Regions from separate parts of the Homo sapiens genome. Here all the other regions are linked to region 4. Evidence: chromatin contacts called from ENCODE Hi-C or POLR2A ChIA-PET data. All regions are on one chromosome and are shown on one strand. Each heading gives the region's core, a stretch centred on a gene start or an enhancer-like site at or near the end of the contact. The rest is flanking DNA. Distances are from core to core; before and after follow the strand shown.

Region 1 (4,123 bases), core at 1,479-3,978, 1.3 Mb before region 4:
ATTGAGGGGTTCAAGAGACAGGAAGTGGAGGCTGCCAATCTCTTAAAACCTGGTCTCAGAAAGTGGCACAACATCACTTCCTCCATAGATCATTGTTCATGGAATCATGGAGCCTGCCCAAATTCATGGGGAGGGAACACGGACCCCAATTTTCAACGGAGGAGGAATTTGTGGCCATCTCTAATTAGCCACAGAGCTTATTAACTGTGCATGGCAAATGGGTAGGTTTCTGAAGCACTTCAAGCCAGTCCATGGTCAGAGAGCCAAACTCTGAGGGCTTCATCATAAATAATATCTGAGGTGAGACACACCACCACCGCCAACTGTAAATACACGCACACCCCCCACAACCACAATTACACACACACACACCCCACCACCACAATTACACACACACACACCCCACCACTACCACCACACACACACATACACGCACACACACACAAACACACCATACATACACACACCACCACCACACACACACACACACACAAACACACCACACATACACACACCACCACTACCACCACCACACACACACACAAACACACCACACACACACACCACCACCACCACCACACACACAAACACACCATACAAACACATACCACCACTACCACCACCACACACACACACATACACGAACACACCACTTGTACACACACCACCACCGCCGCCACCACCACTCATACACCACATATATTTTTCTCCCAGAATGGGACTGAATTAACTACAAATGGCTCAATCTGTAAGATACTTGAAGTTAGGAGCCTGCTGTTACGCCTCCTCCTACTCTATCTTTACGCCTCCTCCTACTCTGCTCTACCTCACTTGTGTTTAAAACAGTTCTTTATACACAGTAGGTACTCAATAAATATTTGTTAATTTTGATTTGTTAATTAAATGTTGATTAATTTAATTTTAATGTTTCAATATATGGACTCCAGAAAATATGATCAGGTATCATCGTGGCAGGATTAATACACTTGAACTGAAAAAGGAAATAATAATAATATCTGAGGTGAGAAAAGGGAGATTAACTGGAAAAGGCTTTATAGGAGATGGGACTCAAATTGAACCTGGAAGCCTGAATAGGGGCTGGATAAGCAGAAAGAAATGGAAAGGCATTCCAGAGCAATTTCTAGGCCTAACCGCAGTCTGGTTTTTTGTCCTATTTCTCTATCCCTCTCCACCCTGGACATTAGGTTTCCACCACACTATGAGGATACCCACATTTTAATCTTCCCATGGTAATCTCGAGGGTACATTTGCAAAGCAGAATCTGCCTTTCCGATGGAAGTTTCCGAAGAAGTTTCCCACAGGCTCACCACCATATTACGTATTCAAGGAAAATCAACAACTTTGAACTATACCAGAGAGAGTGGTTTTCTTGAATCTGTCATGTCCTATCTTTTTTGTTTTGTTTTGTTTTTGAGATGGAGTCTCGCTCTGCTGCCCAGGCTGGAGTGCAGTGGGGAGATCTCGGCTCACTGCGAAGTCCACCTCTCAGGTTCCAGTGATTCCCCTGTCTCAGCCTCCTGAGTAGCTGGGATTACAAGTGACCACCACTATGCCTAGCTGATTTGTGTATTTTTAGTAGAGACGGGGCCAGGCTGGTCTTGAACTCCCGATCTCAAGTGATCCACCCACCTCGGCCTCCCAAAGTGCTGGAATTACAGGCGTGAGCCGCTGCGCCGGGCCTCATGTCCTATCTTAATAGAATGGACAAGTCCAGGCTTCGAGTTTCCTCGGCTCTAACTGGAATATTACAGCCATTCTACAGGAAATCCAAAGCCCAGAATGACCCTTGGATCCAGAGAAGCAGCCAGAAATATACCATGTACAAACGTGAAATTTTTAAAAGCAGAAAACCAATTGAACATAAAGTAGGTTCCCAAATACATAGAAAATAAATGTAGACAGATAAAATATTGGAAAAAAATAAGGCATAACATTAATTATTTCTTAATTGTGAAAATAGCATGATTTGTTCCTCTTATCTTTCACATATTTCAGTACGTTTCAGCAATGAGTGGGTGTTATTTTCAAAATCATAAGAACATTTTGGTATAAAGATCTATTTTTATTTCAAAGAAGATTCTAAGAACTTTCACATGACGATGAATTCTTCAAAAACACAGTTTTCACAAGCCCTGTCACAGATCCTTCTGGAGACCCGCATACTTCTAGTGTTTGCCCTGACGAATGCCAGTTCTGTTCTTCAAGATTTGCTTGTCAGAAAATGAAGACACACAGAATGAGTTATTTCAGCAGGAAGTGTTCCAGGATTCTGGAAACAGATGATGCTTTCTTTCAGCCTGTTGTCATTCTTCTCCTTCACCAAGATATTGTCGTCATCACTCTGGGTTTAACTCAGCTTGACAGTAGCCACACTTCCATGTTGCTCTTCATCTCTTCCTTTGGTAAAAGTCTGCAAATTGAGGCTCAGCTAACAGCTATTTCATACTAATCAGACACTGGGTCTAAATTAGAACCAAGAAAAGGTCTATGGCAAGATAGGGTGAGGCCACAGCGACATTTTATGCTCTGGATCACCCCTCATGAATGCTTACTAGGCCATTTGCTCTCCTCTTTTACAGGCGAGAGGGTTGTGGCTCTCACTACCTATCATAAACTATGGCAGCGTAACCCTTCACTTGCTTTTCTTATTCACTTCCAGTTTGTGCTGCTGCTAAAATATTCTGCTTCTCAGCTGCCAGTATCGGCGTCTAAATCATCCCCAGTCCAAGGCGCCAGCTCTTCTGGTGCAGAAACCACAGACTCAGCAGCCAGGATGTCATCAGCATACTCGAGATTACATCATCTCCTTCTGCCAACCTTAATACCACTATGGTAACCATCAACAGCAATACCCATGATTATTTCAGTAGAAATATTGAACAGATGTGACAGCCTTGTCAAACTCCTTTGCTGGTGTCCAACCACTCTGTTATACCTTTTGCAATTCTAAAATCTCTCTTCTGGCCATAATAGAGACAGCACATGCTGACCTCCCGCTAGGGAAACTGCTCCCATAGCGTCAGTTGGCATATCAAAGACTAACTACGAACACCACCTTATATACACAGTGCTTTACAGCCTGCTAATCATTTTTGCAGACATTCTCCTTTTTGACTCTCAAGCCAGCTGAGACAGCTGTGGTATAAGTTGAAAGGGCACTGGAGTTTCTGTCAGGAGTTTTGACTTTCTTGGTTGCTTACTACCTTTGAAATCTTGAGCAAATCACTCTGAGCTTGTTTTTTGTCAGTAAAATACTTCTTGTTCTCAACCTAACTTGAAAAACAAATGAGGTGGTACATTTAAAAATAATAAATTATGAAGATAGTTACTCAAACTAATACTTGTACATGAATGTTTCTATCAGCACTATTCACAATAGCCAAAAGGTGAAAACACCAAAATCTCTAGCAACAGACGAATGGATAAACAAAATGTGGTATATCCAGACAATAGGATATTTGTCAACCATAAAGAGGAATGGGCCAGGCGCAGTGGCTCATGCCTGTAATTTCAGCATTTTGGGAGGCTGAGACTGGCAGATGATTTGCGGTTAGGAGTTCAAGACTAGCTTGGCCAACATGGTGAAACCCTGTCTCTGCTAAAAAATATAAACATTAGCTGGGTGAGGTGGTGGCGTGCACCTGCAATCCCAGCTACTTGGAGGCTGAGGCAGGAGAGTTGCTTGAACCTGAAAGGTGGAGGTTGCAGTGAGCCGAGATTGTGCCACTGCACTCCAGCCTGGGCAACAAAGTGAGACTCCGTCTCAGAAAAAAGAGGAACAAAGTATTGAAACATGCTACAGTGTGGCTGAACCCAGAAAACATTATGCTAAGTGAAAGAAGCAAGACACACAAGATCACATATTATATGATCCCATTTATATGAAATACTCAAAGTAGGTCAATCCATAGAGGCAGAAAGCAGATTGGTGGTAGCCAGAGGCTAGGAAGAAGCAGGAAGAGGGGGTGACTGCTTAGTACAGGGTTTTCTTTTGGGGTGATAAAAATGTTTTGGAACTAGATAGAGGTGGCTCTTGCCCAACATTGTAAGTGTACTAAATGCCACTGAATTGTACACTTCAAAGTGGTAAATTTTGTTATAT
Region 2 (4,148 bases), core at 50-2,549, 1.3 Mb after region 4:
ACCCGAATGTCCTTCAGCTGTTGAATGGACACACATAAAATGTGGTATTTACAAACTGGAATTTATTCCAGCATAAGAAGGAAGGAAGTACTGATACATGCTAAAACATGGGTGAATTTTGAAAACATGCTAAGTGAAAGAAGCCAGTTACAAAGATCATACATACAGTCTGTGATTCTATTTACATGAAATTCCAGAATAGGCAAATTCATGAGACAGAAAGTAGATGAGTTGTTGCCTGGGGGTAGGAAGGGGGTAAATGGAGAGTGATTGCTTTGGAGTGATGAAAAATATTTTATCTGAAAGGCTGGGCAAGAATAACTCCCCTTTGTATTACGTGTCAGGTGATGTTAGTTATCCTAACTCTACCACTGGCAGATTGAGTTTTTTGGTCACAGAAGCTGAAAATGGCAGAGCTTTGTTGTTAATTCTGATCACTAGTTTGGCTTCAAAAAGTAATGAGTTAAGGAGGGCTAGAAAGACAGTGGATGGGAGGACCCAGTTGCTGAGAGCGTTTTCTGAGTGAACACTGGTAGAGAGACAGAAGGGGAGAGAAAACTTCAAGTTATCAGCTCGGTAACTTTGTACAAAAACTTATTTATTTATTTATTTATTTATTTGACAGTCTAGCTCTATCGCACAGACCGGAGCGCAGTGGAGCGATCTCGGCTCTCTGCAACCTCCACCTCTCCGGTTCAAGCCATTCTTGTGCCTCAGCCTCCCGAGTAGCTGGGATTACAGGCGCGCGCCACCACGCCAGGATAATTTTTTAAATTTTCAGTAAGGACGGGTTTTAACCATGTTGGCCAGGATGGTCTCGAATTCCTGACCTCAAGTGATCCGCCCACCTCGACCTCCCAAAGTGCTGGGAGTACAGGCCTGAGCCACCGTGCCCGGCCAGAAACACTGATTTTTATCAGTAATGATTCCACACCCTTTTAGGATATTACTAACATTTAAAAGAAAATATACCCAACTGTTGAAATTCGTGCTCCACTCCAGCAACTGCTTTCAATCGGAGTTCCATCCTCCGCCGCAGTATGCCCTAACGCAGCGTTATCTTCAGAGCTACCACCAGCTTCCGAAACCTTTCGGAGGAGCGCTTCGCCACCACCTGCACGGCGAAGCGGCGCGTAAACGAACCTCGAACGCCAGCCTTTGCGCCTGCGTGCCGCGGCTCCGTTTGGTTCCGCTTCGCTGGCGCCCGCCGGGCTCTTCCCCCGCCGAGGCCTGTGGTTTGTGGAGTCGAATTTCCCTGCCACCAGTGCCCGGTTAGCAGGGGCGCCAGCCTGGGCGCCTGCGCGGACGGCGGGCGTCGTCACCATGGCAGCATCCGCTGGAGGCCCAGGTAAGCGCCGAGCGCGCGGCCTCTGCCTGGAGGTGGGGCGCTTTGAGAGGCTCCGCCGGCCGTACCCTCCCTTTGCGGGCTCCCGCGGTCTTCCTTGCTAGGGACCTGGGAGCGCGCCGCGCAGAACCGGGCGGCTGGGCTTGGAGCCCGCTCTGCACTCGGGGCGCGCCCGCGATCGCCTGGCAAGGACCTTGGTTTGCCGGGTGGGCTCTAAGGGACAGGCGTTAGGGGAGGTCGAGAATGGCAGGGTCAGTGTCTTTTGAGGTCTGGGTTGGAAAGAAAGGAATGTGACGTTTCCCTAATCCTTAATTTCAGCCGACCGTATGGGGGCGGTCTGGGTCAGTAGGTTCCTCTTTGAAAGCTGGGGGAGGTTTGGGAATGCGGACTGGGCCGGGCCCGGCATAGTCCCGCTGCTGAGCGCGCTGCCTGGAAAGCTGGCAGAGTGTGCGGCTCGCTTGATTCCCCTTGGAATCAGGTGCTTCAACTCGCGGGACAGCAGTTCCGCTCTTGAAGGTTACAGTATCTTTTCTGTAAACTTAAGTAGTGGCATGAGACAACGTCAGTGACGCGTTCTTTCTTCAGTTTAGATTTTTTTCCCTAATTGTAAAAATAATACACGCTTTCACCATTCTGACTAGCAGGCTGTATAAATACAGGTTCTCTTCTGAATCGATGCACAGTTTACAGAATCTTGGAATAAAATGTGTGTGTAAGCGAAAAATGTCCAGGTCCTGATAAATGCCATTATAGAACATTTATAAAGTATATTAGTATAGGGAAATAGGAAAAAAAAATCCCCCAAATGCTGATACCCACAGGCACCACTACTAACTTTTTGGTATTTTCTAACAACCCTGACTCTTAAAAATAGAGTTAAGGTCATGGTAAACATAATTTTTAAAATCCTGCATCTTATACTATCCCATGTCACCAAGGTTTTTATAAACATAATTTTGAATGACTGAAGTGTTTTATACAATTATATTGTATACAATTATATTGTAATTAACCAGTCTCCTAATGTTGAACGTTAATCAGTCGTTTCCTGTTTTGTTTTGTTTTGTTAGAATTCATTCTGTAATGAACATTTTTGCATTGTTCTTCCTCAGTTATGTTTTTGGTTTGTTTTTATCCTGGACACGATTCTTGTAACTGAAATTACTGGATCAAAGGATGTGAACTTTTTTCTCTCTCTCTTTTTTAAGATCTGTGCTAAACCTCCGTAGAACATTTTTTCAGACCAGAGTTTTCCTTTTTTAACCCTTGTGCTCTTCTCAGTATAAATCCTTTTAATGCCTAGTTTTCCTAAGAATCCAAACAAATCTGGGACAAAGCTCACACTCAAGACTTACACCATTCTCACTCACAGGCTGTATAAATCCAGATTCTCTTCTGAATCGATGCAAGGTTTACAAAATCTTGGAATAAAATGTGTGCACAAGTGAAAAATGTCCAATTGCTGACAAATGCCATTTTTTAAAAAACAAATTTTTGGGCCGGGCGCGGTGACTCACGCCCGTAATCCCAGCACTTTGGGAGGCCGAGGTGGGCGGATCACGAGGTCAGGAGATCAAGACCATCCTGGCTAACACAGTGAAACCTCGTCTCTACTAAAAATCCAAAATAATTAGCCGGGCGTGGTGGCGGCGCCTGTAGTCTCAACTACTAAGGAGGCTGAGGCAGCAGAATGGCGTGAACCCGGGAGGCGGAGCTTGCGGTGAGCCAAGATTGCGCCACTGCACTCCAGCCTGAGCAACAGAGAGAAACTGTCTCAAAACAAAAACAAAAACAAAAATTTCTTCTCATTACCGAGTTATTGATAAAACTAATTCTTAACCAGATTCTTCCGTTATATGTCATTTTTCCCCCTTACACACACACACACACACACACACACACACACATTCTCAACATAAAAAAGTTCAAAAGGCACAATAGGATGTATAGTGAAAAGTTCCGTCCTGGCCGGGCGTGGTGGTTTACGCCTGTAATCTGAACACTTTGAAAGGCAGGAGGATCGCTTGAGCCCTGGAGTTTGGATCAGCCTGGGCAACACAGGGAGGCCTTATCTCTCCAAAAGAAAACAAATAAATTAGCCAGGTATGGTGGTGGCACATACCTGTGGACCCAGCCACTCAGGAGGAGACTGAGGCGGGAGAATCGCTTAAGCCGGAGAGGCTGCAGTGAACCAAGAACATGCCAGCCTGGGCAACAGAGCCAGAGCCTTAAAAAAATTAATAAATTCTTCAAAATCCTTACTGATGTACAATTTGCATACTATTAATATACAACTTATTTAAAGAGTATAATTCAGTGGTTTTAGCTTATTTATTTAATTTTAGCTTATTCACAGACTTGTGCAACAATTACCACAATTAATTTTAAAACATCTTCACCTTACAAAAAGAAACACTTCCCCATCCCCCACCCTTTAACATCCACAACTGCTATTCTTCTATTTTCTGTCTCTATGAATTTGCCTGTTCTGGATGTTTCATATAAATGGAATCATCCAATATAGACCCTCTTATGTCTAGCTTCTTCCACTTATCATAGTGTTTTCAAGATTCATCCATCTTGTAGCATGTTTCAATACTTCATTCCTTTTTATGGCCAAAAAAGGAATTGCATGAAACACCACATTTTGTTTATCCACTCATTAGTTGATGGACATTTGAGTTGTTTCCATCTTTTGGGTATAGTGAATAATGCTACTGTGAACATTTGTGTACAAGTTTTTGTGTGGACATATGGTACATTGTCTTTAATGGTAAGTCAATTCTGGTAGTCACTTTTGGAA
Region 3 (3,766 bases), core at 297-2,796, 1.4 Mb after region 4:
AACTTTTTACATATAGCGTCCACTTTTGGTTCAGTTTCTTAGGAAAATAACTTTGAGAGTCAGCTATCTGAACCAAAGAAACATTAACATTACCAGACTATATTGGGATTTTTGAGACTGGCTTTTATCAATTCTTTAGCTACGGGCTCTTGTCATCATCTCTACCAGTGACCTAAGTGTCAAACCCAAATGCCTTGTATCTGTCCCATTAAAGAGATGCAGCATCTGCTCCTTTCTTACTGTTTCCATTTCCTCTGCCATGCCTCCTCTTACAACCATAAATATCCAGGTCTCTTAGGTTTTAAACGGGGCATCTCTCAACCCCCACATTCTTTTCCTTGGTTATTCCCTTCCCTCCAACAGTTCAATTCACCTAGATCCCCACGCCTGAAATTATCCTAGATGTCCTAGAGGCGCCTCATCATTACAATGGTACATTATTCTCCACTCCTTTACATGTCACGCCAGCTTTCAAACTGAAAATCTGAGCGTTCATCCCTGGTGCATCACCTTTAAATTCGAGATCTCCAAAATCCAGGGTCATGTAACCTTAAAAAATTTTTACCCTCTCTTCTCCACTGCCCTTGTTCAGGCCTTATCTCTTCCAGCAGCTGTTCCAAAGGCCTACTCTGTTTTCCTTTCGGAGTGCTCACCTCCACCGAAGCCTCCACCCAGCTGCCAATTCTGCCCCATGCCTGATAATTTGCTCGTGCGTTGACATACATAAAATTTCTAAGACAAAAATTTTTTAATAATGGTAAATGAACCTTGGGAACTGCATACAGATCATACAGATCCATAATAAGAGAAAAGGTCCCAGATTAACACGGAAAACTTTCCATTTAACTAACATTTGCACTGGTAAACTTCATCAAGCAAGACCCTACTTAATCCCACATTACCTTCTACTGAAGAGGTTGTGGTCATTCTCTGGAAATATCTGAATTCATTCCTACAAGTTAGAGAAACAGCGTTACTCGAAACATTATCCCTTGGGCTCGAGCTCTAAGGCACCTGACAAACGGAGCGCTGTGGGTAGGGGTGAGGTGTTTTCTCCAGGGCTGGGACTTTGCCCTGGGCGAGGGCGCCGCAGGGCAAAGACCTCACCGGGCAGCAGAATCCGGGCAGAAATCAGCAACTGGGCCTCCCGCGCAGCAGAAAAGGGGAATCCAGTCGGGCCCACCCTTCCTGCCAGCGCAGACCGCAAGTCTGGCCCCATCCTCTCGCCGGGAGTCGGCCACCCCGACCGTGGGCAGCCTGCGCCCGTTTGGGTCCCATCGCCCCGGCCCGGCAGATACCTGAGCGGTGGCCAGGGCAGGTCCCCGTTCTTGCCGATGCCCATGTTCTGGGACACAGCGACGATGCAGTTTAGCGAACCAACCATGACAGCAGCGGGAGGACCTCCGAGCCCGCTCGTTACAGCAGAACGCGCGGTCAAGTTTGGCGCGAAATTGTGGCCGCCCCGCCCCCCTCGTCCCCATTTGTGCAGGCGAGGCCCCGCCCCCCCGCCCCGGCGCACGCAGGGTCGCGGCGTGCTCGCGCCCGCAGACGCCTGGGAACTGCGGCCGCGGGCTCGCGCTCCTCGCCAGGCCCTGCCGCCGGGCTGCCATCCTTGCCCTGCCATGTCTCGCCGGAAGCCTGCGTCGGGCGGCCTCGCTGCCTCCAGCTCAGCCCCTGCGAGGCAAGCGGTTTTGAGCCGATTCTTCCAGTCTACGGGAAGCCTGAAATCCACCTCCTCCTCCACAGGTGCAGCCGACCAGGTGGACCCTGGCGCTGCAGCGGCTGCAGCGGCCGCAGCGGCCGCAGCGCCCCCAGCGCCCCCAGCTCCCGCCTTCCCGCCCCAGCTGCCGCCGCACATAGTAGGTTCTGTCTGGGACTGGGCAGGGCCATCGGGGCTGGGGGGGCGGGGCTTGTGGGTAAGGCGGGCGGAGGCGGGGACCCTCCGCCCGATGATAGGGCTGGAGGAGGAAGGGGCGGGCTGAAGAAGGGGAAGGTGGGAAGAGCCCAGCCGGGGCTACAAATTGGGTGAAGCGCTGAGGTTTTAGTACTTCCGTTTGAGGAGATAGGCAAAGGTTATGCAGGTTTTTAATGGCAGGCCTGAGACAGGAACTCAGGTCTCCTGACTCCCATTCTGATGAGGGGGCTTGTGGGCAAGGGGTGCGTCTTTTAACCTCCATCCTTTTTTTTTTTCCTTGGTGGTCGAAGAGTTTTACTGATTTTTTAAAAAAGTGCTGGATTGGGTGACTAGAAGAAAGCTGCCCTTAGGTCTCCAGTTTTTAAGACTGCAACAGCATGGCTCAATATTTGAAATCACTACGGTTAAAAGCAGTCATATTGTGCAGTTCCCCAGTGAACTCTTTTTGTAGTTTAGATTATAAAGTCTGAAATACAGTTTGGGTGGATAAAGTTTCTTAGGATGGTATAGATGTGACTAATCATGGAGTCCTTCCTGTTGCCATCCTTCAACGCAATAAGTACGTTTGTTTGTTTTTAAACCAGAGATACTGCCACAGGAAAAGCCCAAGGGTGACCCCTCACTTGGGTCACCTGCACAGTATTTTTCAGATTGAGGCTGTGGAAGGGCATTGAAGACTGGTGTTTAGCCACCTACCGTGTTTTAATGTAGGTGGCAGCTTGGGTGCTTCAAAATCTTGTTCCTTTCGTATATATTTCTCCCTTAAAATGATTACTCCTCTTCTGTTTTTTTTGAGGACGAGCTACGTTTTCATGAATTCACCAAAATTTTGCACCCACCATTTAAAGGGTAGCTGGTGAAGGACTTATGTATGCTTTTGGCAAGTTTTCTGCCAAGAAAAAATTCATAATCTTGTCACATCTTTAGTGATGAACATAAACCTTTTAAACAGGAAACACTTAAATTGCAGTGAACATGTCAAAAATGATACTGTTCTTTTATTACCTATCTTTTCCCCTCTGTGCCTTTGCTACATAACTGTTTATTTCTTAGAGGTATTTTATTTAGCATATGTAAGTAGGGTGATTCAAGTTTTATAATTAGAGAAAGCTGAAGGCTCATTGAATCAAGACCGGTAGCAGCCTTGGTTTCAATTAATTCTAAACACGGCTTGAGTTGCTGAGGCTCCTGACTATCAGACTCTACCTTGTCTTTTATGGTGTTAAAAACAGTTCACCCATAGGGTTTTCCAGAGCTAAAAGTAGAGGATTCTTTGAAGAGTGGATGGCAAGGAACCTTGTCATTCAGTTGTAAGGTTTAAATTGCTTCACATACGTCAGGCCTTCTCAGAGTAGAGATAACACATCATTTTCTAACCTTCCCGATATAGGCTACAGAAATTGACAGAAGAAAGAAGAGACCATTGGAAAATGATGGGCCTGTTAAAAAGAAAGTAAAGAAAGTCCAACAAAAGGAAGGAGGAAGTGATCTGGGAATGTCTGGCAACTCTGGTGAGTTGTGGGGGATTCTTTTTTCTCCTCAGTCATGGCTCTGGTATTCTGGAATTCTCCAGAGGGCAGAAGAGCGTATTAGAATTGTGTCTTTTTTCTTTGTGGAGAAAGGTCCCTTTTGTTCCTGAGCAGAGTGGCCCCCTATAGGTGATGGTGATGTGTATAGGAGGTTAAGGGGATGGTAGAGCTACAATTCTGCAATTTAGCTGTAGTTCTCCCAACTTTCTCCTTTATTCCTTCTAGCTATTTTTGTCCTGGTTATAAAATTAAAACATTCTTGCTACAGAAATTTCAAACAGTACAGAAATGTGGAAGGTAGGCAGTGATAGACCCCATAATC
Region 4 (3,990 bases), core at 1,045-3,544:
GATTCTCCTGCCTCAGCCTCCCGAGTAGCTGGGATTACAGGCACCTGCCACAACGCCCAGCTAATTTTTGGATTTTTGGTAGAGACGGGGTTTCACCATGTTAGCCAGGCTAGTCTCGAACTTCTGACTTTGCGATCTGCCCACCTTAGCCTCCCAAAGTGCTGGGATTACAGGCGTGAGCCACCGCACCCGGACTATTTTTTTAAATAATAATTTTTTTCTTTTTCTTGTCCTCTACTCTGAAGAGAACTTGTAAACAAATTCTTTTAATACTCATTCTCTGTATTCACAATTATACATAATGGGATCATGTCAGTAATGCTTTATCAGAAAAACTAGCTTTTTGCAGTTGCTTTTTAGCAAAAAAGAAGAGAAAGTTTTCTACAATGTGCTATTGTTTGCTTAGCTGGTAATTCAAACCTTTTTTCTTTTTTCTTTTTTGAGGTGGAGTCTCTGTCCCCCAGGCTGGAGTGCGGTGGCATGATCTCAGATCACTGCAACCTTCGCCTCCCGGGTTCAAGCAATTCTCCTGCCTCAGCCTCCCAAGTAGCTGGGATTACAGGCACGTGCCACCACACCCGACTAATTTTGTATTTTTTATAGAGACGGGGTTTCACCATGTTGTCCAGGCTGGTCTTGAACTCCTGACCTCAAGTGATCTGCCCACCTCAGCCTCCCAAAGTGCTGGGATTACAGGCGTCAGCCACCATGCCCAGCCCCGTAATTCAGATTTGAAATGGGTTTTCTCTCTTTTTTGCCTTTCAGAACGTGTCTCTGACTTGCATTTGAGATTTGACACAAACTCAGTTACAAACTTTGAAAATTTGTGGTTTCAAATAATGAACTGTACAAAATGTTAAAAACCAGCTGGGCTCAGTGGCTCACGACTGTAATCCCAGCACTTTGAGAGGCCAAGGCGGTCGGATCACCTGAGGCCAGAAGTTCGAGACCAGCTTGGCCAACATGAAGAAACCCCGTCTCTAATAAAAATACAAAAATTAGTCGGGCTTGGTGGTGTGTGCCTGTAATCCCAGCTACTTGGGAGGCTGAGGCAGGAGAATCGCTTGAACCCGGGAGGCAGAGGCTGCAGTAAGCTGACATCGTGCCACTGTGCTCCAGCCTGGGCCACAGAGTGAGACTCTGTCTCAAAAAAAAAATTTTTTTTGGCTGTTTATTCAAATATCAGGACAATACTGAACCAAGTGTTGAAGCTTAGAGTTTAAGATGGACAATACTGAACTAAGTTTGAAGCTTAGCTAGTTCAGTACTGTTCTGTCATCTGAATAAACAGCTGTTTTTACTGAACCTAACAATACAAGGCTAATCCAAACGGTTTTGTATATACTTTAGAAATGTGAATAAATGTAAAAGAACTAATTTCCATTGTGCTTTACTATGGTGCACAACATCTGTGACTTGAATACTAATCGGAAAAAGAATGCCAATAATTATTATAAAGTCTACTAATTTTAAGAATGTGTTTCATCATAGTTTAGTAAGAATAGCAGAGATTGATATGACTGTTTTTGTATATGCATTCTGGGAACTCCCATAATTGAATACAACTTCAAAAGGGCTAAAGCCCAGTGACCTCAAAACGAGGTTCACAGAACAGTACATAATGATGAAACCTGAAGCAATAAAACACCAATGAACTGAAATGTAAACATTCATGCTGTTAGGACATGGCATTTTCATTTTTCATTTTGTTTTGGACTGTTACTGGGCTTTCCTCAGACACCTTCCTTTCATATATTAAACTCTGTCTTTCCAGAAAAGCTTCTGGAATTGTTTTTGTTTTTTGTTTTGGTCTCAAGGGCATTAGGGGAGAACCTAACAGGCTGGGGGCGAGCCCCACATAGTTCAGCACACCGTTCCCCGCGGCAACACGCTACTTCTGAACGCAGGAGCGACTCTCCGTCCGGGCTCCCTCCAGGAGAATGGAGGCAAATGTACATTCGAGGGTCTCAATACCTGGAATTCGAAACGTCTCAGTTCCTCCGCCTTAGTTCCTCTTTTCCCGGGTTCGGAGGCCACCTGTGCAGCAGGGCACACCTGCCACTCTCATCGCCCTCGGAGCCGGCAACCAGCCGACAGCCGGCTCCAGCCCCGGGGAACTGGAGGCTGCGCGGAAGGAAGGAGAGTCGGGAGCGCGGCCGCTCGCGGGCTGGCTCAGGGGACGCCGAGAGGAGGCGCCGGCGCGCGCGGGCGGGGTGCGCGCGCCGCCGCCGCCGCGTCACCAGCGTGCGGCACGTGCCCATGTTTACGTCCCTCGTGGAGCCGCCGACGTCAGCAGTCGAATGGCAACATTGTGGCGATGCTGAGGCGCAGAGTTTAGGAGACGGGTTCATCAGTCAGGCCGGCTCCGGGCTTTCTGCAGCAGCACCAGGGGCGGGGGCGGGGATCTTGACCTGGGCGAGCGACCGGGACGCATACAGCGCCGGCCTGACCCCGCGGGACCCGCGCCTCACCACCGGAGCGCCGCAGACGCAGCTCCACGGCCTCGCGCGGGGGGCGGCGGGCGGCCGCGAGGCGCTGCGGCAGCGCGGAGCTTGTAAACAGATCCGGCCGCAGGTGACCATGTGAACTACCTGCTCCCGGGACGCTTATTGTCCTTCTCTCGATCCGCGCCACAAAGGAGCTCGGCGGTCGGGGCGCGGAGGGACAGGCGAACGAGCCGGGAGAGCCGGCCGGCGCACTAAGATGGCTGAAGGCGCCCGGCGAGGGTGAGCGGGGGGCGCGGCGCAGCCAGCGGGGAGTCCTCGGGCGGGCCGGGCCGGCGGCCCTTCCCCGCGGCGAGAAGCCGGAGCCACCATGTCGTTCGCGCTGGAGGAGACGCTCGAGTCGGACTGGGTGGCTGTGCGGCCCCATGTGTTCGACGAGCGCGAGAAACACAAATTCGTCTTTATTGTGGCCTGGAACGAGATTGAGGGCAAGTTTGCCATAACCTGCCACAACCGGACGGCCCAGAGGCAGAGGAGCGGCTCCCGGGAGCAAGCGGGGGCGCGAGGGGGCGCCGAGGCCGGCGGAGCTGCGTCCGACGGGAGCCGCGGGCCCGGCAGCCCGGCGGGCAGGGGTCGGCCCGAGGCCACTGCCTCTGCAACTCTGGTTAGGAGCCCCGGGCCCCGGCGGAGCTCGGCCTGGGCGGAGGGCGGCTCTCCTCGGAGCACTCGCAGCCTTCTGGGGGACCCGCGGCTGCGGAGTCCTGGCAGCAAAGGGGCGGAGAGTCGTCTTAGGAGCCCAGTGCGGGCCAAACCCATCCCGGGTCAGAAAACATCTGAAGCCGACGATGCGGCGGGGGCAGCCGCTGCAGCAGCCCGGCCGGCGCCCAGAGAGGCCCAGGTGTCCTCTGTACGGATAGTGAGCGCCTCTGGGACGGTCTCCGAGGAGATAGAGGTGCTGGAAATGGTGAAGGAGGACGAGGCACCTCTGGCGCTCTCGGACGCGGAGCAGCCGCCGCCCGCCACCGAGCTGGAGTCTCCGGCCGAAGAGTGCAGCTGGGCCGGACTGTTTTCTTTCCAGGACCTGCGCGCCGTGCACCAGCAGCTGTGCTCGGTGAACTCGCAGTTGGAGCCGTGCCTGCCGGTGTTCCCCGAGGAACCTTCGGGCATGTGGACTGTGCTGTTTGGGGGCGCCCCCGAGATGACCGAGCAGGAAATCGACACTCTGTGTTACCAGCTCCAGGTCTACCTGGGCCACGGCCTGGACACCTGCGGCTGGAAGATCCTCTCCCAGGTGCTCTTCACCGAGACCGATGATCCCGAGGAGTATTACGAAAGCCTCAGCGAGCTGCGGCAGAAGGGCTACGAAGAAGTGCTTCAGCGGGCCAGGAAGCGCATCCAGGAGGTGAGTGAGTGAGCTCCTAGTCTGGGCTCTACTGGTCGCTTTTGGTTTACTGGCCAAACCAAAGGCTGGAGCCTCGGTGTCGGGTGTGCGCAGTAGGACGGTTGTTTTTCTGGACAAGCGGAAACCAAGAGGGGTTCCTGATCT
Region 5 (4,011 bases), core at 43-2,542, 1.7 Mb before region 4:
AGCCCAAGCTAAGCCATCGCATCCCCGGTGACTTGCACATATACGCCCAGATGGCCTGAAATAACTGAAGAATCACAAAAGAAGTGAAAATGCCCTGCCCCGCCTTAACTGATGACATTCCACCACAAAAGTGAAAATGGCCGGTCCTCGCCTTAAGTGATGACATTACCTTGTAAAAGTCCTTTTCCTGGCTCATCCTGGCTCAAAAAGCTCCCCTGAGCACCTTGCCCCACTCCTGCCCGCCAGAGAACAACTCCCCTTTGACTGTAATTTTCCTTTACCTACCCAAATCCTATAAAACGGCCCCACCCCTATCTCCCTTCGCTGACTCTCTTTTCGGACTCAGCCCGCCTGCACCCAGGTGATTAAAAGCTTTTATTGCTCACACAAAGCCTGTTTGGTGGTCTCTTCACACGGACGCGCATGAAAGTTCTTGTGTGGCATACGAAATAAATTTGGGACCTCAAAATTTCCAAGACTGCAAAAATTATTTTATTCACATTTCAAATGTAAATTTCATTACACACGGTCTATTCAATTATTCGGGCCCATGAAGAAAGTGTGACTATGAAACCAAAAACAGCAGTTAATTAGAAAATCATGTTCTTGACCTTGAAGCAGATTACTTTTTAAAAATAATTATATCCTTTTTCGGTTGTTGGATAAGTAAATTAATTTTATATTCCCTGACCAAGTATCAGTAGACGCCAGGAAGAGACACCAATTCAAATAAACCAAAAGTGGAAAGCTGCGGTCACAACTCGTTCGTTTCTAGCTAAATCGTATACTTTTTAAGTGGAAATGAAGATAGTTTCGGTAGCCAGAAGCCCTAAGTTGTCACAGGTCCCAATAGGACTGCTGACCAGCTGAGCGTCCCTGAGCCAGGATCTCACGATTCAGCTAGCCGTGGGACGGGGCCGGGGGTCTGCAGCTCCAGGGTGCGCCTGGGGTCCCGCCGGGTCTGAGGAGCTCCGGCTCCCGCGCCCTCCGCCCCCACCGTCGTGAGAACAGCGCGTGGCACGAGCTCAGCAGCCAGCCCCGCCTCCGCCCGGGTCCCCGCGGTCGGAACCCAGGAAGGCCGAACCGGAACGAAGCCGCCCCTCCAGCAAGCTCGACGGACGCAGAGCAGACCCACCCGGGGTTTACCTCGGCCAGTCCCTGCGGTTCTCGGCCTCCCCCGATCAGCCATCGCAACATCCGGGCAGCGGCGGCGTCTTGCCCGGTCCAGCCCCAGTCAGCCCAAACTCCGCCCCAGGCTCGGCCTCCTCCTTCCTCCCCGGCTGCAGCGCAACTGAGACGCTAATACTTCCCGCCCCAGATCAGCCCACGGGCCGAAGGAATGCAGACCACAGTTGAGGGAGAATTTTTGTCCCCAAAGCGCTCCCGTACCCAGCCACGGAGGCTTAGTTTGGGCAGTCGCTTGGGGTGCGGCGGCCGACGGCGGGGGCGGCTGCGGCGATTGCGGGGCGCGCGCTGCTCCGAGTGAGCACGCGCGGGAGCGCCGCCGGGTAGCGCACGGAGCTTAGGTAGCTCGAGCGGCCCCTGGTGGACGCGCGCGGAGCAGCAACCCGACCCCGGCGAGCAAGCGCGCACGAAGAATAATGCCCCTCCCTGTGACATGGCTTTAGTATCCTCCACTTCCTAGGGTACCAGGAAATCTCCCCTGCTTTCCCAAGAGCTTGCTGAAGAAGGTGTACCGCAGTAGACTTCTGCATCCAGACAAATCCAGTGGCTCATGTGTACAGCCGAATAAATCCGGCCAACATTTACTGTGTGCTATAGTACAGCTACTGTGCTAAGGCTTTACATAAATCCTCATGGTAAACCTATATCCTCTATTTTACACATCAAGAAACTAAAGCTCTGAATGATTAGGTAATTTGTCTAAAGATAACAGCTAGGAAGTGGCTACATTGGTAGTGTTCTTGACCGTATGCTATATTAACATAGAATCTCCCTAAAGAATAGAAGGCAGTTCATATACCTTTTTTTGACTACTACATTTTCTTAGGTAGTCAAAGGGCTGTGGTTATCTATGCTGACTGCATATCAGAATTACCTGGGTAGCTTTTGAAAATGTAGATTCCTGGCTTCCACCTCAGACTCATTAAAATAATCTTTGTGGTTGGGACGTAGGAATCGGGGTTTTGGGAAGGCTCCTCAGGTGATTCTGATGAGTAGCAAGGTCTGAAAATCACTGGTCTAGGAACTACTTATACATATCATGTTTGCAAAAGTATAAATATATATATTTGCATATGTATTAGGTTCAAATAATCCTCCTAGCAGTAAATTGTTGTAGGGAATCTACAAATGTCCCAACTAATGCATTAATTCAGCAAACATGTATTGGACACAGATGCACTAGAGAAGCAGAAAGGAATCACATAAAATGCTGCTCTGGAGGGACAAGGCATAATGTCCCAGTCACCAATAAGAGAGAGCCATACATCCCACTTTAAGCTAAGTTGGTTGTGAGCAGCTACACAAACTTACAGTCCCTCTGGAACTCGGATCTCCTATAATTCATCTTTGTATTCCTTTTGAGTGCACTCGGCAAGAACACACTCCCAAGGATCAGGAGCATGTTGCCTTCTGTGTGCTAGCCCCAAATTGCAGTCTGCATACAGTTGAAGACAGACCAAAACAGAGACTATCCCCTGGGAAAGAGGGACTTATCTTTAAGTAAAACAAAACTCAGAGACATCAGGAGTTCAGTTCTGGAAGGAATATCTTCACGTGAGACAATGTGGTTGCCCAAATAGCCTACATTTTATTCTTCTGATTATCCACATTCTTTAGGGTTTGCCCCATGCTCTTTAGGGTTTGCCCAATGCCACATTACTCTGATGTAAGGGACATTCTGCTGATGCTTTAAAGCACTGGTCCAGGGTTGAACACTTCCTCCCTTGGTTCCTCTTAGGACAGCTAAGAAAGAATTTTTTACAAGATTAGTATATTATTGGGCACACAATGTATAAAGATGTAATTTGTGGCATCAATAGAAAGGGTGGGGGTGGAGCAATATAGGAGCAGAGTCTTTGTATGCTATTGAAGTTACGTTGGTATAAATTAAAATGAGATTGTTATAACGTTAGGATGTTAAATGTAATTCTCATGGTAAACACAAAAATACCTGTAAAATATACATAAATGGAAATGATCAGGGAATCAAAACATTTACTACAAAAAATAAGCTAAATACAAAAGATGGCAGTAATAGAGAAAATGAGGTACAAAAAAACTATAAGGCATATAGAAAACAAATAGAAAAATAGAAATTCCTCTTTATCAGTAATTACTTTAAATATAAATAGATTAAACTGTCCAAAGAAAAGGCAGATTGACAAAAAAAAACCAAACTCTAGAATCCAACTATATGCTGTCTATGAAAGACTGACTTTAGATCAAAGACACAAATAGATCAAAAGGGAAAGAATAGAAAAAGATATTCCATGCAAATAGTAACCAAAAGAGAACTGGAGTGGCTGTACTAACAGCTGACAAAATAGACTTTAAATCAAAAAAGTTTTCAAAGACAGAAACATTATGTTATATATTAATAAAATAGTCAATATAGCAAGAAGATAAAACAATTACAAATATTTACACACCTAATAATAGACCCTCAAAATTTATGAAGCAAAACTTAACAGAATTGAAGAAAGATATAGTTCTACAACAATGGTAGCAGACTTCATCTGTCCACTTTCAATAATAGATAGAACAACCAGACAAGGTAAAGAAATAGAGGACATAAACAACACAATAAACTAATTACATCTAACATATAAAGAACACACTACCCAACAACATCAGCATAAACATTCATCTCAAGCACATGTAAGACATTCTCTTAGATAGACCATATGTTAGGCCACAAAATAAGTCTCAATCAATTTTAAAAGATAGATATCACACAAAGTATCTTCTCTGACCACAACAGGAATCAGTGACAGAAGTAAAACTGGAAAATTCACAAATGTGTTGAAATTAAGCAAAACACTCAAA

The links. A loop is a pair of places that touch in the nucleus more often than their neighbours do. ChIA-PET counts read pairs that join two places held with the same protein, here RNA polymerase II (POLR2A). Pooled maps may share reads with other maps.
Region 1: a map with no recorded cell type shows a loop between it and region 4 (8-fold over the local background). The contact joins the enhancer-like site here to the promoter of JMY in region 4. A Hi-C loop is called at or near these places in 1 of 37 single-sample maps with no recorded cell type and 2 of 50 pooled maps. POLR2A ChIA-PET finds 5 or more read pairs at or near these places in 1 of 52 experiments (OCI-LY7).
Region 2: a loop to region 4 is called in a map of CD4-positive, alpha-beta T cell, with 5 times the contacts of the local background. The contact joins the promoter of FAM151B here to the promoter of JMY in region 4. A Hi-C loop is called at or near these places in 2 of 168 maps with a recorded cell type or tissue (CD4-positive, alpha-beta T cell and naive thymus-derived CD4-positive, alpha-beta T cell) and 5 of 50 pooled maps.
Region 3: a loop to region 4 is called in a map of CD8-positive, alpha-beta T cell, with 14 times the contacts of the local background. The contact joins the promoter of MSH3 here to the promoter of JMY in region 4. A Hi-C loop is called at or near these places in 4 of 168 maps with a recorded cell type or tissue (CD4-positive, alpha-beta T cell, CD4-positive, alpha-beta memory T cell, CD8-positive, alpha-beta T cell and 1 more), 2 of 37 single-sample maps with no recorded cell type and 15 of 50 pooled maps. POLR2A ChIA-PET finds 5 or more read pairs at or near these places in 1 of 52 experiments (GM12878).
Region 5: a map of transverse colon shows a loop between it and region 4 (18-fold over the local background). The contact joins the promoter of WDR41 here to the promoter of JMY in region 4. A Hi-C loop is called at or near these places in 4 of 168 maps with a recorded cell type or tissue (B cell, CD4-positive, alpha-beta T cell, CD8-positive, alpha-beta T cell and 1 more), 2 of 37 single-sample maps with no recorded cell type and 17 of 50 pooled maps. POLR2A ChIA-PET finds 5 or more read pairs at or near these places in 1 of 52 experiments (CD4-positive, alpha-beta T cell).

The regions. Positions count from the first base shown.
Region 1 is chr5:77,933,428-77,937,550 of GRCh38, forward strand. The region is part of intron 1 of LOC101929154 (a long non-coding RNA gene); the gene reads left to right. Among named protein-coding and RNA genes, the nearest start is that of TBCA, 160 kb to the left of the region's middle. RefSeq lists silencers at 1,606-1,780, 3,701-3,870. Within about 2 kb of position 2,729, at least 3 of the 41 ENCODE cell types and tissues checked have a DNase peak (open chromatin) inside an H3K27ac peak, as active enhancers do.
Region 2 is chr5:80,486,801-80,490,948 of GRCh38, forward strand. FAM151B (family with sequence similarity 151 member B) reads left to right here and starts at 1,300. Exons shown (of 6, transcript NM_205548.3): 1 at 1,300-1,348. The coding sequence starts at 1,324. It overlaps FAM151B-DT (FAM151B divergent transcript), which reads right to left and starts at 1,146. Exons shown (of 3, transcript NR_172938.1): 1 at 978-1,146. RefSeq lists enhancers at 904-1,405, 1,406-1,905 and a silencer at 1,570-1,864.
Region 3 is chr5:80,653,106-80,656,871 of GRCh38, forward strand. It overlaps MSH3 (mutS homolog 3), which reads left to right and starts at 1,547. Exons shown (of 24, transcript NM_002439.5): 1 at 1,547-1,859; 2 at 3,306-3,426. The coding sequence starts at 1,623. It overlaps DHFR (dihydrofolate reductase), which reads right to left and starts at 1,878. Exons shown (of 6, transcript NM_000791.4): 1 at 1,299-1,878; 2 at 903-952. The coding sequence starts at 1,384. RefSeq lists a silencer at 1,373-1,982 and an enhancer at 1,400-2,168.
Region 4 is chr5:79,233,837-79,237,826 of GRCh38, forward strand. It overlaps JMY (junction mediating and regulatory protein, p53 cofactor), which reads left to right and starts at 2,295. Exons shown (of 11, transcript NM_152405.5): 1 at 2,295-3,846. The coding sequence starts at 2,815. It overlaps LOC124901011 (a long non-coding RNA gene), which reads right to left and starts at 2,187. Exons shown (of 2, transcript XR_007058836.1): 1 at 1,975-2,187. RefSeq lists silencers at 2,197-2,246, 2,287-2,336, 2,367-2,806, 2,977-3,246, 3,530-3,824 and enhancers at 2,749-3,385, 3,437-3,856.
Region 5 is chr5:77,491,024-77,495,034 of GRCh38, forward strand. WDR41 (WD repeat domain 41) reads right to left here and starts at 1,293. Exons shown (of 13, transcript NM_018268.4): 1 at 1,147-1,293. The coding sequence starts at 1,197. RefSeq lists an enhancer at 755-1,678 and silencers at 799-1,018, 1,459-1,598.